Regions from separate parts of the Homo sapiens genome. Here region 1 is linked to region 2. The links are chromatin contacts, found by Hi-C or POLR2A ChIA-PET in ENCODE. All regions are on one chromosome and are shown on one strand. Each heading gives the region's core, a stretch centred on a gene start or an enhancer-like site at or near the end of the contact. The rest is flanking DNA. Distances are from core to core; before and after follow the strand shown.

What was found. Hi-C counts contacts between places; a loop is a spot of excess contacts on that map. ChIA-PET counts read pairs that join two places held with the same protein, here RNA polymerase II (POLR2A). Pooled maps may share reads with other maps.
Region 1: a loop to region 2 is called in a pooled map, with 6 times the contacts of the local background. The contact joins the promoter of NDUFA10 here to the promoter of GIGYF2 in region 2. A Hi-C loop is called at or near these places in 4 of 50 pooled maps. POLR2A ChIA-PET finds 5 or more read pairs at or near these places in 2 of 52 experiments (GM10248 and PC-3).

What each region holds. Positions count from the first base shown.
Region 1 is chr2:240,022,638-240,027,800 of GRCh38, forward strand. It overlaps NDUFA10 (NADH:ubiquinone oxidoreductase subunit A10), which reads right to left and starts at 2,705. Exons shown (of 10, transcript NM_004544.4): 1 at 2,590-2,705. The coding sequence starts at 2,664. RefSeq lists a silencer at 2,632-2,891 and an enhancer at 2,700-3,529.
Region 2 is chr2:232,694,612-232,700,612 of GRCh38, forward strand. GIGYF2 (GRB10 interacting GYF protein 2) reads left to right here and starts at 2,720. Exons shown (of 29, transcript NM_001103146.3): 1 at 2,720-2,781. RefSeq lists enhancers at 2,527-3,223, 3,224-3,918 and silencers at 2,573-2,662, 2,693-3,022.

The DNA.
Region 1 (5,163 bases), core at 1,455-3,954, 7.3 Mb after region 2:
GGAGGGAGGGGTGGATGGATGGATGGATGGACGGACAGACGGGAGGAAGAAAGACAGGGATGGAGGGAAGCTCAGGAGTGAAGGGAAGGGAATAAAAAACATTTCTCTAATCCAAGCTTCTGTCCCCATGTCCTGACCTCGTTACCCCACTGCCTATTAAACAGCTCCACCTAGATGTCCTGAAGGCACCTGAAGGTAACAGAGCTAAGGTGAAATGCAACATCCATATCCTAGCCCCCAAGTCTGCTTTCCCTCACAGCAAGGAATATCCACTACCTAACAAGCAAAAGAGAGCAAATTTGAGTGTCGTCTTTGATACCTTTCTCCTTCCTTCAACTGCAGAATTACACACAAAATCCTAACTGTTCAGACTCTCTGGACACTGCATCGCCTCCCTATGCCATGTGCTGACTCTGTCGGCACCCTCACACCTCTCATCTACAAGGCAAAGACCTGCTTCAATGCCTGTCTCCAGCAGCCCAATTTACTCTCCACACTAAAGTGGGAACATTCCTTCCAAAAAAAGAAAAGAAACATAACCAAAAGTAAAACAAACTGAAGAAGTTCAACAGATATGATGGGGTAATAACCTTACTATATACAGAAATTGTACAGAACAATAAGAAAACAAAGAATAAAAACACACAGCTTATTTTAAAATTATAAAATATAGCCAAAAACCACATGAAAAAGTGGTCAACCTTGCTACAAAAAAACAAAAGACTATTAACAAGGAAACATTAGTTTTTCATGTGTCAAAATGAGAAATAATTTAAAAAATGATTACAGAGTTAGGACAAGACAATGAGTACCATCCTAAACTGCTAATGGTAATGAAACCTAGAGGACGCTGGGTCTACAGCATTAGGAATCCATTCAAAGAGTATATACATAAGATTGACCTATAAGGATGCTCAATGAAGTATGATGTAACACCAAAAATGCAAATAGAAACCCTTAAATGTCCAACAACGGAGGAATAGTTAAACAAAATTAAGGCATATCCATATTATGGAATACTAAGTACTCAGAAAAACACAAAAATATTAAAATACTTTATAGTGAAATTTAAATAAAACAGGAGAATATGAAATATCAAGATATTTTTCGATCTTGATTTGATAACTGAAGAGTAAGGAAGAAACAAGTTACAAAACAAGGCAAAGCAGACAACCCAATTTAAAAATGGGCAAAAGATGTAAACACCTCTCGCAAATGAAATTAACGCAGATAGCAAATAAGTATATGAAAAGATGAACACTGTATATCATGAGATATTCCAAAGTTGAAACAAGATACCACTACGCAGCTATCAGAATGGATAGCAATCCAAAGTAACCGACAGCCCCGCATGCTGGCGAGCACGCAGAGCAACAAGGAGAGCCTTCACTTCTGGTGGGAGTCAAATGGCACAGTCACTCTGGAAGATGGCTTGGCAGCTTCTTAGAAAACTAGTCTTACTACATGAGTAATCGCTCTTCCAGGTATTACCCAAATGATATAAAAATGTATTTCCAAAAAGAAATCTGCATGTACACGATTACAGCAGCTTTATTCATAATTGCCAAAAACTTGAAGCAACCAAGATGCCCTTCAATTGCTGAATGAATTGAAGTACATCCATGCAATGAGATATTACTCAGTGATTAAAAAGAAATGAGTTACCAAGCCACGAAGACATAAGTGAATCTTACATAGATATTTCCAAGTATTCAAGGCGTCTGAAAAGGCAATATATTGTATGATTCTAATTATATGACATTCCAGAAAAGGCAACTATGGAAATGTTAATGAGATCTGTGGTTGTCAGGGGTTGGAGAAAAAGAAGGGTTTAATAGGTAAAGCAGAGGGGAATTTTTTAAGGCAGTGAAGCTACTCTGTACGAACCTATAATGGTGGAGACATGCTATTACACACGTGTCAAAACCTATAGAACCTTATAGCACAAAGAAAAAATCCATAGAACCTTATAGCACAAAGAATGCGCTCAATGTATGCACATTTTAAAAAACGCATTAGGTAGAAGGATCCCAAGATGTAAGGCAGAATGTGACAAAGCAATCCAACTGTGTTACAAATGTATGAAACGATTTCACTGAAGAAGGTGGGGGCAAAATGCTAAGAAATGAGAGTAGTCAGTCAGAGTAAAGGCAAAAGGAAGCGGACACAAGCACTGAACTCCGTGTCTGCTCAACATGGCATCACCCAAGCACCCAGCAGGGCCCGACCTTTAAACGGCTCTTGACAGGGCTGCTACGTGAATTATCTAATGACAAGCGCGTGTGCCCCCGGCCTGCCACCTGCACACGGGCCTCCCGCATCAGGGCAGCCTCGGGGCCCTGATCACCTCCGCGCTCCAGCGTTTTGCTTAAAGCTGAGATAAAATGGCCTGGAGAAGCTCGTGGCCCCCTGAGGTCTGTCCACGACCAAAGACCAAACAATTCCGGAGGCAGGAGGGGTCCCCCAAACCCACCCGGAGAGCGACCTGGGAGCCGCCGCCAGAGGCCGGGGGAGATGTGGAACTGCTCCCCACCCCGCCACCCCGCCACCCTGCCACCCCGCCACCCTGCCACCCCGCCGCCCGCTCACCACGCGCTGGGCGCCCGCCGCCACGACCCGGGCGGACGCGGACGTCGCTGCCAGCTTCAGGAGCCGCAAGGCCATGGCTACCCGGTCAGCTCAGGATCAAGGACCCAAGGGGACGCGGTCGCGACGGGGCCCTCTCTCGCGGCCGGCGCGCTGCCGTGACGTCACGGCCGGGGTGCCCGCGGCGCCTGTCGGGAACCTTCCAGGGGGCGGGGCCGCGCCGAGGCCCTCGGGGGCTTCCGCGGAGACAGCCAGTGCGCTGCCAGGGTCCTGCGGGTTGGGGCGAGGGCCGAGAGGTGGGAGTTGGAGGTGAACGTGGGGGCAGCATGCTGGCTGCCCGGCCCCTGCCTGGGTTCTGAGTTGCTGCGGTGTCGCGGGAGCTGAGGCCGCCCAGGGCGTGGAGCGACTTCTGCGTCTCGTCCCAGGGTCCTGTGCTCCCCGCAGAATCCCCCAGGCGCGGTGTGGACGTCAAAGCGACCTCCTAGAGAACATTCCTAGCTCTCAGAACGTTCTCGCTGGGGAGGGAAAGTGGAAAAAGAGGGGGCGAGGAGCGGAGGGACGGGGTGGGACCCCTGTCGCGGGGCGCCTGTCAGGGAGAGGGACCTGGCAAGGCCGGCCTGGGTCGCCTCCGGAGCTGAAGGCTAAGTGGTCTCATCCAGGGGACCTGCTGTGAACACATTGAATAGCATAGAAAACAAAAGCACACGCTCCAAGTCCATCTCTTTTTTTTTTTTTTTTTTTTTTTTTTTTTTTTTTTTTTTTTGAGGCAGAGTCCCGCTCTGTCGCCCAGGCTGGAGTGCGGTGGCGCCATCGCGCTCACTGCAAGCTCCGCCTCCCTGGTTCACGCCATTCTCCTGCCTCAGCCTCCCGAGTAGCTGGGACTACAGGCGCCCGCCGCCACACCCGGCTAATTTTTTGTATTTTTAGTAGAGACGGGGTTTCACCATGTTAGCCAGGATGGTCTCGATCTCCTGACCTCGTGATCCACCCGCCTCGGCCTCCCAAAGTGCTAGGATTACAGGCGTGAGCCACCGCGCCGGCAAGTCCATCTCTTAAAATGTGCTCCCGTCAGGACCTGGGCTCTGGGCTCCACGAAGGAGCCTTGCATGTGAGGTTTCCTTCCAAGTATGCCTGCTGTTGGGAAGGGTTTTTATAATCTTTTGTGTTCCCCAGGCTTTTTGTTCTTAACCCCTTAAATATTCTTTAACTTTGTTTTCAACTTTTCAGAAATGATCATGCGATTGTAAAACAGTGGGAATGCAGCTGTGTAAACTACGGCCGGTTCTATGGATGTTTCTATAATTGAAGAATTGCTTTTTGTCAAAAATACGGATTCCCGGTCCCCAACGCAGGAGGGTCTGGTTTTTAGATCCTGGAGGGCACCTGAAATCCATTTAACAAGCTTTAGGGTTCATGTCTGCTGTTTTTTGCCTTGTTTCCTTTGCATTTTTTTTTTTTTTTTTTTTTTGTGCCTTCCAATGGATACAGTACATTTTTTTAGAATTCCATCTTGATTTACTGATAATGTCTTGGGAAATATCATTATGTATAGTTTTCGTAGTGGTTCCTCTAGGTATCACAGCACGCAGACGTAACTTCTCACAACCTGTTTGCGTGGATGTTTTGTTGTACCTGAGCGAGTTAGAAAAACACCACCTTTGAGACGAATTAAGAGTCCTTTATTAGCTGGCGACCGAGAGACGGCTAACGCTCAAAATTCTCTCAGCCCCGAGGAAGGGGCTTGATTAACTTTTATACCTTGGTTTAGGAAGGGGGGGGGGTCTAGTTAAAACAATTTTACAGAAGTAAAGTAGTCAAAAAGTTAAAAGGGTAAATGGTTACAGGAAAGTAAACAGTTCAAGGTGCAGGGGCTTTAAGACTATTACAAGATGATAGACCCGGGGCTTTGGGCGTTATCAATCGGACAAATTCCTGGGAACTGCGGATGTAGCTTGCCACAGTATCTTACCAGTTAATTGCATTCTTGGATGTGGTGGGAGTCAGCCTGCACAAGTTAAGTCCTTGAGAAAGGGGCTGCCAGTGAAAGAGCCAAGATGGAGTCTGTCTGGCTCTCTTAGCTAAGGGAGAGTCAATTCAGGTGGAAACAGGGCTAGGTGATTAAAGGAAAAGGGAGAGTCTGAAAACAGTTAGTAAAAACCAGGTTGGGCATTACAGTTTTACTGGTTCAAGGGAAGTATTACTATATACTTCCCCGTCCCTCCGCTTCTCGCCCCCCTTTTTCCGTTTTCCCTCCCCAGCTAGAACGTTCTGAGAGCTAGGAATGTTCTCTAGGAGGTCGCTTTGACGTCCACACTATATTAGACAGCATGAAAATAACTTCAGACCCCAATAGACCAATATCTCTCGTGAACTTAGACACAAAAATCCTTAACGAAATGTTAGCAAATTGAATCCAACACTATATGAAATGAATCATACACCACAACCCAAGGTGGTTTATTCAGAAGATGCAAGGCTAATCTGGTATTTGAAAATCAACCAATGTAATACACCTTACCAGCAGGTGAAAGACGAAATCTATGACCAGATTGCCTGATGCAGTTTTCTGCATCACTT
Region 2 (6,001 bases), core at 1,470-3,969:
GGTGGTCAGTACATAACAAGTATTAGTATTACTTTTTTCCTTAAAAATAACAGCTCAAGGGGTAAATTCTTTGGTCTAATGGAGGCACAGAGGCAGTAACACATGGACTGGCAGGAGTTGCAGGTTGGGGAGAAGTGGGTAAGTGTTGGGAACGGCATTGCAGCAGGATGGAACAGCATGTGCAAAGGCTAAAACATAATGTCATGTTTACGAATCTTTTAACATGGGCCTATCTGGAGCACTTAGTTCAGGGGGAAGATCAAGGAGAAGAGAACAACATGGATGATGGGTAGAGTTCTTTTTGATTGTTTGTTTTAGATACAGGGTCTTGCTCTTTTGCCCAGGCTGGAGTGCAGTGGCATGATCATAGCTCATTGTAGCTTTGTATTCCTGGGCTGGTGATCCTCAGCCTCCCAAGTAGCTAGGACTGCAGGTGCACGCCACCACGCCTGGCTAATTATTATGTATTTATTTTTTTTTAGAAATGGGATCTCTCTATGTTTTCCCAAGCTATGGGGGTAGAATTCTGCAGAATGGGACTGTGAAGGGCTCCTTTGAGTTTCTGTATTTCTAACAAGTCTCCACGTGATGTTGATGCTACTGTACCACTTTGAGCGGTAAGGGTATAAAAGTCAAGGGAAGAAAGTGTTTCAGAAGGCCGGGAGCGGTGGCTCATGTCTGTAATCCCAGCACTTTGGGAGGCCGAGGTGGGCGGATCACCTGAGGTCGGGAGTTCAAGACCAGCCTGATCAATATGGAGAAACCCCGTCTCTACTAAAAATACAAAATTAGCCGGGCGTGGTGGCATATGCCTGTAATCTCAGTTACTTGGGAGGGTGAGGCAGGAGAATCGCTTGAACCTGGGAGGCGGAGGTTGCGGTGAGCGGAGATCACGCCATTGCACTCCAGCCTGGGCAACAAGAGCGAAACTGTCTCAAAAATAAATAAATAAATAAATAAAGTGTTTCAGAAAGTAGGAAGAGGCCAATCATATTGAAGACAGGGAAACACGAAGTCAAGATGAGGACTGAAAGACTCCAGTTATCAACCTGTAGGATGGGGTGTTCTTAGGGCAAGCAATAGGCAGATAGGAAAGGACAGAAGCCACATCGGTGTGGTTGATGATTGCATGCCAGGTGTGGAAATGGAGAAAGTGCATATAAACAATTCTTTGGTGCAGCTTGGCTTTGAAAGGGAACAGGGTCGCAGGAGGGAGAATTGGTGTTTTTGATTGTTTGTTTGTTTATTTGTTTTTTTCGAGACGGATTTTCACTCTTGTTGCCCAGGCTGGCGTGCAGTGGCGCGATCTTGGCTCACCGCAATCTCAGCATCCCGGGTTCAAGCGATTCTCCTGCCTCAGCTACCCAAGTAGCTGGGATTACAGGCATGCGCCACCACGCTCGGCTAATTTTGTATTTTTAGTAGAGACGGGGTTTCTCCATGTTGGTCAGGCTGGTCTCAAACTCCCAACCTCAGGTGATCCGCCGCCTCGGCCTCCCAAAGTGCTGGGATTACAGGCGTGAGCCACTGCCCGGCCGAGAATTGGAGGTTTTTGTTTTTGTTTTAGACGGAGTCTTGCTCTGTCGCCAGGCTGGAGTGCAGTGGCGCGATATCGGCTCACTGCAACGTCTGCCTCCCCAGTTCAAGCGATTCTCCTGCCTCAGCCTCCCGACTAGCTGCGACTGCAGGTGCGTGCCACCACGCCCGGCTACATTTTTTTTTGTATTTTTAGTAGAGACGGGATTTCACCGTGTTAGCCAGGATGGTCTGGTCTCGATCTCCTGACCTCGTGATCCGCCCACCTCCGCCTCCCAAAGTGCTGAGATTACAGGTGTGAGCCACTGCGCCCGGCATGAGAATTGGAGTTTTTAACATTCCATTTTAAGATGGGAGACACAAGTAATCTTTAAAGCTGACAGGAAGGATCCTGTAGGAAGGAAGAAGTTGGAGACACAGGCAAGAATGGGATGCCTAAGGATAGAGTTGCTAGATTTAGCAAACACAGGACGCCCAATTAAATTTGAATTTCAGAAAAACAACGAACAATTTTTCAGTGTGTGCCCCAAATATTGCTGGGTGTCTTGTATTTTATCTGTCAATTCCAAAATAGTTCATCTCTAGGTAAAAGGGTTATAGCCCCAGATGTCCTAGGAAGGAATCAGAGCTCTCAAGTCCTTTCCAGCTGTCCCAGTACAACACTCTGAAATGAATTCCCAGTTCTACCAGAACTGTTAACAAGTAGAGAAACTGCTTTGAATTTCAGCTTTTGCGGCTTTCCCATTCGCTCTAGGATGGCAACTGCGAAGAAAAATGCCGGACTAAAAGCTGTGGAAAAGTTCTAATTTGGAAAACCAGCCCGCAAGTGATGCAGAGGCTTTTGAACTGCAAAAGAGCTCTGGGCGTACAGGACAGTGAGTCACACGGTGCCTGGTCCGGGCCCAACCCTGGACACCAACACCACTCAACTCAAGGGCAGGTACCCGGCTGCTGCCAAGGGGTCAGCGGGAGCCTGCGCACTGCCACGGCCCCGCCCTCTTCCAACCTTTCATCCGGGTCTCGGGCAGGGGCGTGTCTGGGCAGAGGGGCGGGTGGTGGCGGAAAGGAAGGATGTCGTGGGAGACTGGAGAGTGGGGAGGGAAGCGGGAAGGGGCGGGGGCGGAGCAGGGGGCGTGGCGGAGCGGGAGCGCGGTCACGTGACGTGCGTGGCGACGTGTCGGCCATCTTGTGTTGTTGAGGCTGAGGACTGACTGGGGTTCTGAGACTCCCTGTCCCGGACCGCAGGTAACCAGCCGTTCCGTGTCGCTCCCCTGCCCGGCTCTGCTCCGCGCCCCGGCCCCGCCGCCGCGTCCCGGGCCGCCTGTGTCTCCGGTCCGCGTTCGCGCCCCTGCTCCTCCTGCCCGAGCTGGCCCGGCCGCATGGACACCCACAGGCCGCTCCGGCCGGCTTGGGCCGTCAGGCGACGGGACAGGTCAGGTGCAGGGCCGGAGGGAGCCTCCTCCTGGGCGAGGGGCGCTGAGGGCCCTGGCGCGTCACGGCCGCGAGGAGCCGAGAAGCCCCTAGGCCAGGGCCTCTTGGCATTGCGAGGGGAGCCGAACAAGGCAGGAGGGTTGTGGGGTGGGCAGTGTCAGGCCGGCTTGCTCGGAGCTGGAGGGCTCGCCTTCCTCTGCTTGCTTCTCCGCGCCAGACACCCGCCCAGTCTCGGGGTGGCCCGGTAACAGCTGCTGCGGCCAGACAGCTGCTCCTGCCGGCTCTCCTGTCCACACCTGGTCCCTGGGAGGTGCGCTCCTGCCTTCCCCACAGAGCATCTGGACGGAGGAGACTCCTTCCGTGGCGAGAGTACTGGGTCTGGACCAGGCCTGAGGCGAGGTGCAGCCACCATGATCGGAACCTTGGGACCGAGGCTGGGAAACTAGAGCCCATGGCAGCCTTGGGGACCCAAATGTTCACATCAGGTTGAAATGGGCATTATCCTTAAGTGTCAGTTTCCAAAAGCACTCTGAATACTTGTTTTGCGACTGAAACATAAATCAAGCGAACAGGGAATGGGGGCATGAAAGAAGCGGAGCGTATGACCGTGTTTGGGAAGCAATAACGTTGTTTTGCAGTTAATTATTTAGTACTGTGTTTTTTATTTTGTTGTTTTCGTTTTCCTGCAAGTCAAAGCACTTAAACACACGTAGTCTCTCTGTAAGAAAGGTAAGTATTCCAGTTTAACTTGCAAGAAATTGAGTATGGGGCTAGAAGCTGTGAACAGCTTCCTTTCTAGAGCTACATACATTGAATTAAGGCAGTTTTGATTCCCAATGTTGTGCCTGGGGAAGGTATTCTTTCTTTATATAGTATGTCCTTTTTAGAATCAAATGACTTCCTAGATTAGAAAAAAAAATTCTGTCATTCTTTCTGTACATTAATTTTGCTCCTTCTAATATTTGTAGCTTTGGCCTTATTTTGTCCATTTTGCCTAGAACACAAATACTTTCTCTTATTCATTGATGGTTTTACGTGTTTTACTAGTTGGTGTAGCAGTTTCTGATGTGCTCAAACTGGAATATGTACTTGGCTTTTACATCAGATGTTGACAACAGAAGAGGACACTAGAAAAGTATTTAAAAGTGGCACGTAACTGGAAAAATGTCACATGATGTTTCTTTCGAAATTTAACATCAAGGAATACACTGGTGATGGTAGTGCTTCACCAGAAAGGAGAGGGCTTCATGACTTTTTGGTACCTGACAGCATTTGAGACTCTTGAGGTTTGGGAGGGAGAAGGAACCATGTGCTTCCATTCATTTGTTTATTCATTCATACATTCATTTATTTGACAGATACCCTGTTGAGCACTTACTACACTGTTAAGTACTGGGAGCAAAACAGACCAAACAATTCCTGTCTGTATGGAATTCATTTCTAGACAGATAAATAGGTAAAATACTTGATGTAGTGGTAAGCGATGTGAAAGAAAAAAATGAGTCAGGGAGATAGAATAATAGGGGTTTGGGGAGGGGTTAATTTTAAGTGCCCTGAGAAGGCCTCATGGAGAAGCTAACACTGGAGGAAAAACCCAACAGAGGTGAAGGTGCTGTTTCTTTAGCTATACTGGGGTAAAAGTGCTCTAGGCTAGGGAGCAGCAAGAGCAAAGACCCGGAGACAAAAGCTTAGGAGCGATTCAGGAGTAGACTGGGAAAAGCATGGAGGCTAGCCTAGGCTGAGAGGCTAGGGTGAGTGGGAGACTGGTGGGAGATGTGTGTACTTACTGTTTGGTACTAAGATGAGATGGATTATTTGCTATCCTGAATTCTTTTTTCTTATCTCTTGTGATTCTTGGAAAGGGAAATCAGATTCTGGAAATTTGGGCCAGCAGCCAGCCTCCCCAACCCCCTTAACTCCCATCCCCATCCGCTAATTTGGAAAAATTTAGGATGCTCAGTATTTCAGGAAATTATAATGAATTATCTTTCTCAAAAGTAAACGTTTTAAAATGAGATTGATGATAAACTGCTTGAAAGTACTTTTCAAAAGCAATTGCTTTACAAGAAGGAGGCTCTTTGGAGATTTCAGGATATTTGAAAATGTAGGGAAATTAGAAATTTTCCTTTCACATTTAGACACATGATTAAGGAACATACCAGGAAGAAAGGTGGAAACAATGTATTAACTCAAATTATCCTTAATCTGGTTAGTAAAGAATTTTTCTTAATACTGTGCTGTCCAGCCCGGAGACTCTTCCTCTAATTCATGTGTATATCCTTCACATTTTACACGTGTAGAACTTTTTGTGCTGAGTTTTTTATTCCTCCACTTTTACCTTTCAGACTAGTTGTCTAGTCTGATACTTAATAGACATATTTTTTTGCAAAAAACATTTTCTGATTTCCTTCCAGTTTATCTCCATATTCTTTTTACTGAGCTTTCATAAATGTCCTCTTTCATTTTAGTTCAGCTGAGGAATTTTAATATTTTGGTTTTGAAATGCTTTTGCTGGTGAGATGCATATGTGAAAAACACTTTGGAGTAGGTTTGCCTCAAAATCATGAGAAGATGGAAATTACAAGGTCAGTGTGTGAATGCAACTCCTTGGCTAAAAGGGAGGCATAGTGATGGTAGTGATGAGGTAGTGTTTTAACTAATTGCCTTTCTTCCTCTTGTTTTTCTATTGTGTTTTTGAAATGACATTTCCAAATTATGTCTTTGATGTCATATCAGCTCATTTGTTTTCATGACTCTGCATTTTAATACTCCATATTGTCTCTTCTCTTTTTGTTGACCTTCACATTGGAAGATGACACTGTTGATAGTGATTGCTATCTGGGAGAACCTTTTTGGGTAAAAAGATTACTACTGTCGCTTTTATGATTGCCCTTCTGTAGGATCTTTGACTTGTGCCATTTTCAAATTTTGACTTTGTTTGCAGTTCTCCATTAGCTCCTGCTGATTAAATTTCCCATACTTTCTGTTTTATTCTATTTCTTATAGATTATAGTGGGACCAGTCTCATTAGGTT